Linked DNA regions of Homo sapiens: region 1 is linked to region 2. A link is a contact called in ENCODE Hi-C data. All regions are on one chromosome and are shown on one strand. The core of a region is the stretch at or near the end of the contact, and the rest is flanking DNA. Distances in the headings are between cores, read along the strand shown.

Region 1 (3,230 bases), core at 60-2,559, 330 kb before region 2:
ACCCTTATGGAATTACAGGTTTAAAAATATTTCCAGTGCCCTTTCTGGTATGGGGAAAAAAAAAAAATTAGACCAATTAGGCCAGGTGCAGTGGCTCACGCCTGTAATCCCAGCACTTTGGGAGGCCGAGGTAGGTGGACCACTTGAGGCCAGGAGTTCAAGACCAGCCTGGCCAACATGGCGAAACCCTGTCTGTACTAAAAATACAAAAATTAGCTGGGTGTGGTAGTGCATGCCTGTAGTCCCAGCTACTTGGGAAGCTGAGGCAAGAGAATTGCTTGAACCCGGGAGGCAGAGGCTGCAGTGAGCTGAGATCACGCCACTGCCTCCAACCTGTGCAACAGAGCAAGACTCTGTCTCAAAAAAAAAAAAAAAAAAGAAAGAAAAATATTAATGACTCCTGCAAGATGCCTCCTGGTTTGTGAGCCAGTGCTTTTCAGAGGAAAAAATTGTACCTTGAATCTATCTTTGCTCCTACTGTATTGTGGCTTAAATAGATGAGGCTTTCAAGACTTAGTGATTCCCTTAAGTGTATTTTAACCTTATTTTTAATTGGCTCTTTGATAGAGTTTAACAGTAGAAATAAAAAGGAATCCTTCTACTTATTATGATCATCAGGCATATCTTTCAGCAGATCAAAGATTAATCTCCCTGGAATAAACACTTTATTCTTAATCATAACTGTGGTTATAACTCCACTTTTCATATATCTACTATAGGAAGGTAAAGCATACAGAAGTTTTATCCTTGGTAGACAGGATAACAAACATTACTATATGATATTTAAGAGTAATAACTTTATTTTGTACTTCAGTGACTGCTTCCATTTTTAAGGATTCAAATTAGCACTTTTGCAAAATGGGAATCCTGTATTTCAATTAAGAGTTGAAATGGAGTTATTCGTACTATCTACTTTAAAATCCTTGGCATTCAATAAATGCCAAATGCTTTTTATTTTTAATTTTAACCTCAGATTCCTATGGTTCTTAAAGGTATATTATTTATTTGGAACAGAAAGCATGGTGTCAGTTAGCTCGTGCTACATAACAAACTACCTCAAAACTCAGTGGCTTAAAACAGCAGGGATTTGTCATTGTTCATGAGCCTACAGGTCACCTAGGCAGTGCTTCTGGCCTCAGCCAGGCTCACTCATGCTTGTGGCCAGCCGTGGGCCAGCTCTGCTGAGCTTAGCTGGACTCTTTCTCATGCCTGGGAGTGAGCTTGCTACAGGCGGGCCGAGGATGGCTTCAGCTAGGACAGTTGAGCTCTCTCCCATGTCGTCATTTGTCCTCTGGTAGGCTGGCCCCTGTGGTTCATGTGACGTGGCAGTCTTCCAAGACACAGAGTGAGAGCAAACCAGGCCTCAGGACCCAGTACTAGCACCCCATTCAGCCACATTTTTTTAAACATAGCGTCACTAGCCAACCCATATTCAAGGCTCAGAGAAATAGGCAAGGCACGGCAGTTCATGCCTGGGAGGCCAAGGAGGGCGGATCACGTGAGGTCAGGAATTCGAGACCAGTATGGTCAACATGGTGAAACCCCGTCTCTACTAAAAATACACAAACTTAGCCTGGCGTGGTGGCGCATGCCTGTAATCCCAGCTACTCAGGAGGCTGAGGCAAGAGAATCGCCTGAACCCGGTAGGCGGAGGTTGCAGTGAGCCGAGATCAAGCCATTGCACTCCAGCCTGGGTGACAGAACCGGACTCCGTCTCAAAACAAAAACAAGGCTCAGAGAAATATATTCCATCTCTTGATGGAAAGAGCTGCAAAATGGCTGATTGTAAGGAGCGTGGATGCAGGGAGGAGTAAAGAATTGAGCACATTGTTTTTTAAATTGTTTCACCACAGGCACTTACATACAATATCGCACGCTGTAGCTAGATTGGGCTAAATCTAGAGCTGGAGGTAGTGAGAGACTTTGTTGGAATCACCACTCGTATTTAGCACAGAGGTCAGTATTTCTTTGAACCAAGTGAGCTTTGAAGTTAGACCTGAACTTTTCCATACTCTGATTTATTTGGGGGGAAAAAGTAATTTACTGCTTCTTGTTTCCTTATTGTTTAGGAATTACTGCTTTGGAGGATAAAGTGTGGATTTCTAAAAAGCCTTTAAAAAAGTTTTACTTACTTACCACATAAGGCTGCTTTGCTTTGAATTGTTTACTTTGATAATGTTTTAAAGATGAACTTTCACCATCTTGATAAGAGAGAAAGTTGGTCAAACAACTAAATGAAGTCAGTCTGATGCAGTGCTGCTGTTGGTTTGTGTGATTTTCAGATCGTATCTCTCCTTGCTTCTGCTTCCTTAAGTGTAAAATGAAGGCAGAAGCGCCTGTCATCCCTGCCATCAGGATGTGGCACCTCGTTCTCAACAGACCACAAGCTTTTCATGAATCTTTATTTTTTTAAATTTTTTTTAGAGAAGGTGGTAGAGGGAAGTTCAGGGAGGTGCAGGGAGGTGGGAAATCACAGAGTTGCTTTTCACGAATCTTGATGTGTGTCTAGAATGCAGGAACATTCTTGTGTGTGCCACAACAGTTCAGTGTTGTGAGCTTGCAGGAAGTTAAGCAGGAGGCTGGGCACGGTGGCTCATGCCTGTAATCCCAGCACTTTGGGAGATCGAGGTGGGCAGATCACCTGAGGTCAGGAGTTCAAGACCAGCCTGACCAACATGGTGAAACCCCATCTCTACTAAAAATACAAAAATTAGCTGGGCATGGTGGTGGGTGCCTGTAATCCCAGCTACTAGCGGGGCTGAGGCAGGAGAATCGCTTGAACCCGGGAGGCGGAGGTTGCAGTGAGAAGAGATCTCACCATCACACTCCAGCCTGGGCATAAAGAGCAAAACTCTGTCTCAAAAAAAAAAAAAAACAAAAAACAGAAAGAAAAAAAAAAAGAAGTTAGACAGGGACACATGCTGATGGAGAGGCACAGTTTATTGCCTTATAACTTTCAGGCCCAAGAGCTAGGTGCCTTTTGGGAGCATCTTCTCCTTCACTGTCCTTCTGCATCTGATGTCTTGGCCAGCTCTGCTGGCTCTGCCTTCTGCTCACTGCTCCTTTGGGAACGATGCTATCAAGGCCCCTGGCTACCCAGGCACCTCTAGTCTGGTGTCCAGGTCCATGTCTCCTTTTTGGTCCTGGGGCTCTCTCACCCCCCCTGCAATAACATCTGCAGACACGTTGAATCCACTAATAGACTCACTGGGGGCAGATGGTGCTCCAGA
Region 2 (3,280 bases), core at 99-2,598:
CTGCTAGCTAACCTCTCTATTGATGCTTTCCAATTTATATGAAAATTATGTGTTTATTTGCATGTCATCCCCATTAGCTGAAAGGCTCATCAAAGGCAAAAAAATCACTTATTTTTGTATTAGTTAACAATTGTGCATTTAGCAATGTATCTGGCACCTAGTAGGTATTACAATTTATTGAGTCAGTGGCTGATTGTTCATTTAGCAGAAACACATGGGATCTCTTATATGGCAAGATTCTGTTGCATTCTTAAAGTATATGTCAACATATACAGTTTTTAGAAACTCATATCTTTAATAAAATAAAGTTTAAAATTTATATCCATATAAATTATTGAAATATATAATCAGGTTATCTGGTAAGGCAGAGGAATGATTATGAATTATAAATCTGAGAGGTTGAAAGTTAATTGCTGTATTATTCCCTGGATTGTTCACATTCATGGAAGGTATTCAACTCATCTGATTCAACAGGAGAAGGGAAATATTTATAGTACAACTTCCTTTCGATTGCAAATGAATTCTAGTTACGTATGTGTCACATTTTTCCCAAACAGTGAAAAGACTTTTTTTTTAAGTAGATGAAAGTATTTTCATCAGCACTCAACTTCTGAGCTTCCCTTTCTGAGATCAGATATTGTGAAAGACAGTAACAGAGATATAAAGAATTATTAGCTACTAAGCTTGAAGTCTGATAAATACCCATTTAAAAAACTATATAAGCTATTAAAGTTGGCTCTCATATAAAAGAGAGAGAACTCTCTGTTTTATTCAAATAAATATGATTTTAAAAGAATGATGGCTGTGGTCATGATAAGAAATATGGCCTTTCATATTTATAATGTGTCCTCCATTCATCTTGGTTATAACAGGAAATGGTAATGTAATTTCTTTGTGGGCAAAGATGAAAAAATAATCCTTGTCTGTAAAACTTTCTTACAACGACGACAACAATTACAACAGTGACACCAAGAAACTATTATAACAAGTTGCTAGAACATAGATGAGATTGTCTTGCAATTAGCCATGTCTGTCTGACACACATTTCTTTCTTTGTAAGAGAAATCGTGCAGAGCAGTTTATTCCGTCTCAAAGATTTTGATAAAAGAAAAAGGAAAACTGCAATTTTTGCCACAAAAAGACAGGTGGCGTAAGCATGCAACTTTTTTTTCTTTTCTTTTCTTTCTTTCTTTTTTTTTTTTTTTAAATATAAAGTGATTATTTTCTCTTGGTTCTTTGAAAAACCTCGCTTGTGCTGGGGTTTGTGGCTGAACCCGGTGACGTCAGTGTGGCAGTGCGGAGTCAGGCGCAGCGGCTCCCTATAAGCAGAGGAGCTGTCCGTGTGCTGAAACGGCCCGAGAAGCTCGCCCGGAGAACGGGGAGGAATATGCTGTGGAGCTCCTCTGCCATATAAACAAAAAGAGGTAAGGCTGCTTTTCTCTTTGATTTATTGGAAAGTTCCAAATTGCATGCTCTTCTTTTAATTCCTAGCTGAGAAGAAAAAGACTGTTTGGCAAGCTTATGTCGATAGGATAACTGAATAGCAACCTGCTGCTCATCAGCCAATGTAAGGACACTACATATGTGTATATACATGATCGGGTCTATGCTTTATACTACTTGATGTTGGATATTTACTAACCAGAATGTTACTTAGATAATCATATAAAAAAGAGTGAAAAAGTTAAGGATTTTAGTGTCAATACACAGATTAATGTAAAGTTAACCAAGCCCAATATCTTGTTTCTTTCCAAAATTTATTATTTCTGCCACTAAGAGCCAGATACGAAGCCAGGGGTATAATTTATATGTTTAATATTCTTAACAGTAGGTTTCCAATGATACAAAGGCTGTCAAGCATGTTAGTCATAAAGGCAACCCATTTTGGAACTAGGTTTTTTTTCTTTGATATTTATCTTACAAGAGCTCTGAATTAACTAACCACATAAAATTCTTTTCTGAACTTGTATATTTGAAAGAGCTTACATTATTATCTCCTAATTTTAGTTCTAAGATGTTAACTTAGGATTTTCCTGAACACTGGATTCTTCCTTTTTCCAGGGCAAAATATTATCTTGGGTTGTAATTTGGCTGTGACCATGAATTACAGAGAAATGATCATTTTGAATACATGATGAAAATACTCATAACTTTGTAAATTGTTATTGTTATTGCTATAATTTGATTTAAAGAGGATGTTCAATATGTTGCTAAAGATTTTGTCTGGGACAAGTATTTCATTTTTTCTGTATCCCAACTAGTTGAATTGCTTAAATTACATATAGTCACCTGCATGTGTCAATGCTCTAGCCTGAATTCAACAGAAAAGACATTTTAACTTGAGAGATTTTAATGATAGCTATCAGGGGAAAAATAATGTTCTAATTATTTGGATTTCAGAAAATTCAATTTTAAATCAAACCCCATATAGAATAGTAGAGCTGTTGAAACATCTTTACTACTTGAAAGAGCTGCTACCTGGGAAAAGAATCCTTTGGGTCTCACTCAAAGGCAATAACTATGTCATTCAAACTGAAGCTGAATAGTTAAGCAAAGGGTAGCACTTCTTAGGCTGTGGTTTAAACAACTGCAATGAGTAGTCTGCTTCAACTTTACAGCAAAGTGCAGTTCCAAGATAATGATTTTAAAGATGAGCATATAATCCACATGTTAAGACTATTTCAGTATTGTGGCTTCAAAAAAAATAAGTTCAGTAAGGTTTTTAAGATTATTATTTCAAATGCCAATGTTGAAAGTTGATTACCAAAGCTACATTAATCCTGAAATAATATAAACAAGAGTGCATAATGTATTTTTATTTGAACCTCATTATTTTATGAATAAAATTACTTATAGTAAACATGTATTTATAATAAATATTTTGGAAGTATCCTCTCAAATGCCTTTCAAGATGTTTCTTTCAATAAATTAAGTACTCTGGTAAACGTGAATCATTTAAATAGGTATATACGTATGCTAAAATGTTTTCATAACTAAGCCATTATTGGGCTCTAAAAAACTGGAAACAAAATCATCAATATGATCTTGTGAACAATGGTATTTTCTACAATTGATGTCTAAGCTAACAGAAAATTGTATACATATAACTTAGCTTATCTATCACAAAACCATGATCTGGTAAAGATATGAACAAACTTGTAAACTCCTCTTACATTCATTTTGTTTACAACAAAATAGCCAATATTAAAATAGTTTTTTCAATGTTAGCAATATTAAATGTAAAACACATAAAAACTAATCCTCTTCCTAATTCCTATGT

Evidence for each region. A loop is a pair of places that touch in the nucleus more often than their neighbours do. Pooled maps may share reads with other maps.
Region 1: a loop to region 2 is called in a pooled map of posterior vena cava, with 3 times the contacts of the local background. The contact joins the enhancer-like site here to the promoter of SCG2 in region 2. A Hi-C loop is called at or near these places in 2 of 50 pooled maps.

The regions. Positions count from the first base shown.
Region 1 is chr2:223,928,835-223,932,064 of GRCh38, reverse strand. The region is part of intron 1 of WDFY1 (WD repeat and FYVE domain containing 1); the gene reads left to right. Among named protein-coding and RNA genes, the nearest start is that of WDFY1, 15 kb to the left of the region's middle. Within about 2 kb of position 1,309, at least 18 of the 41 ENCODE cell types and tissues checked have a DNase peak (open chromatin) inside an H3K27ac peak, as active enhancers do.
Region 2 is chr2:223,600,429-223,603,708 of GRCh38, reverse strand. SCG2 (secretogranin II) reads left to right here and starts at 1,348. Exons shown (of 2, transcript NM_003469.5): 1 at 1,348-1,424.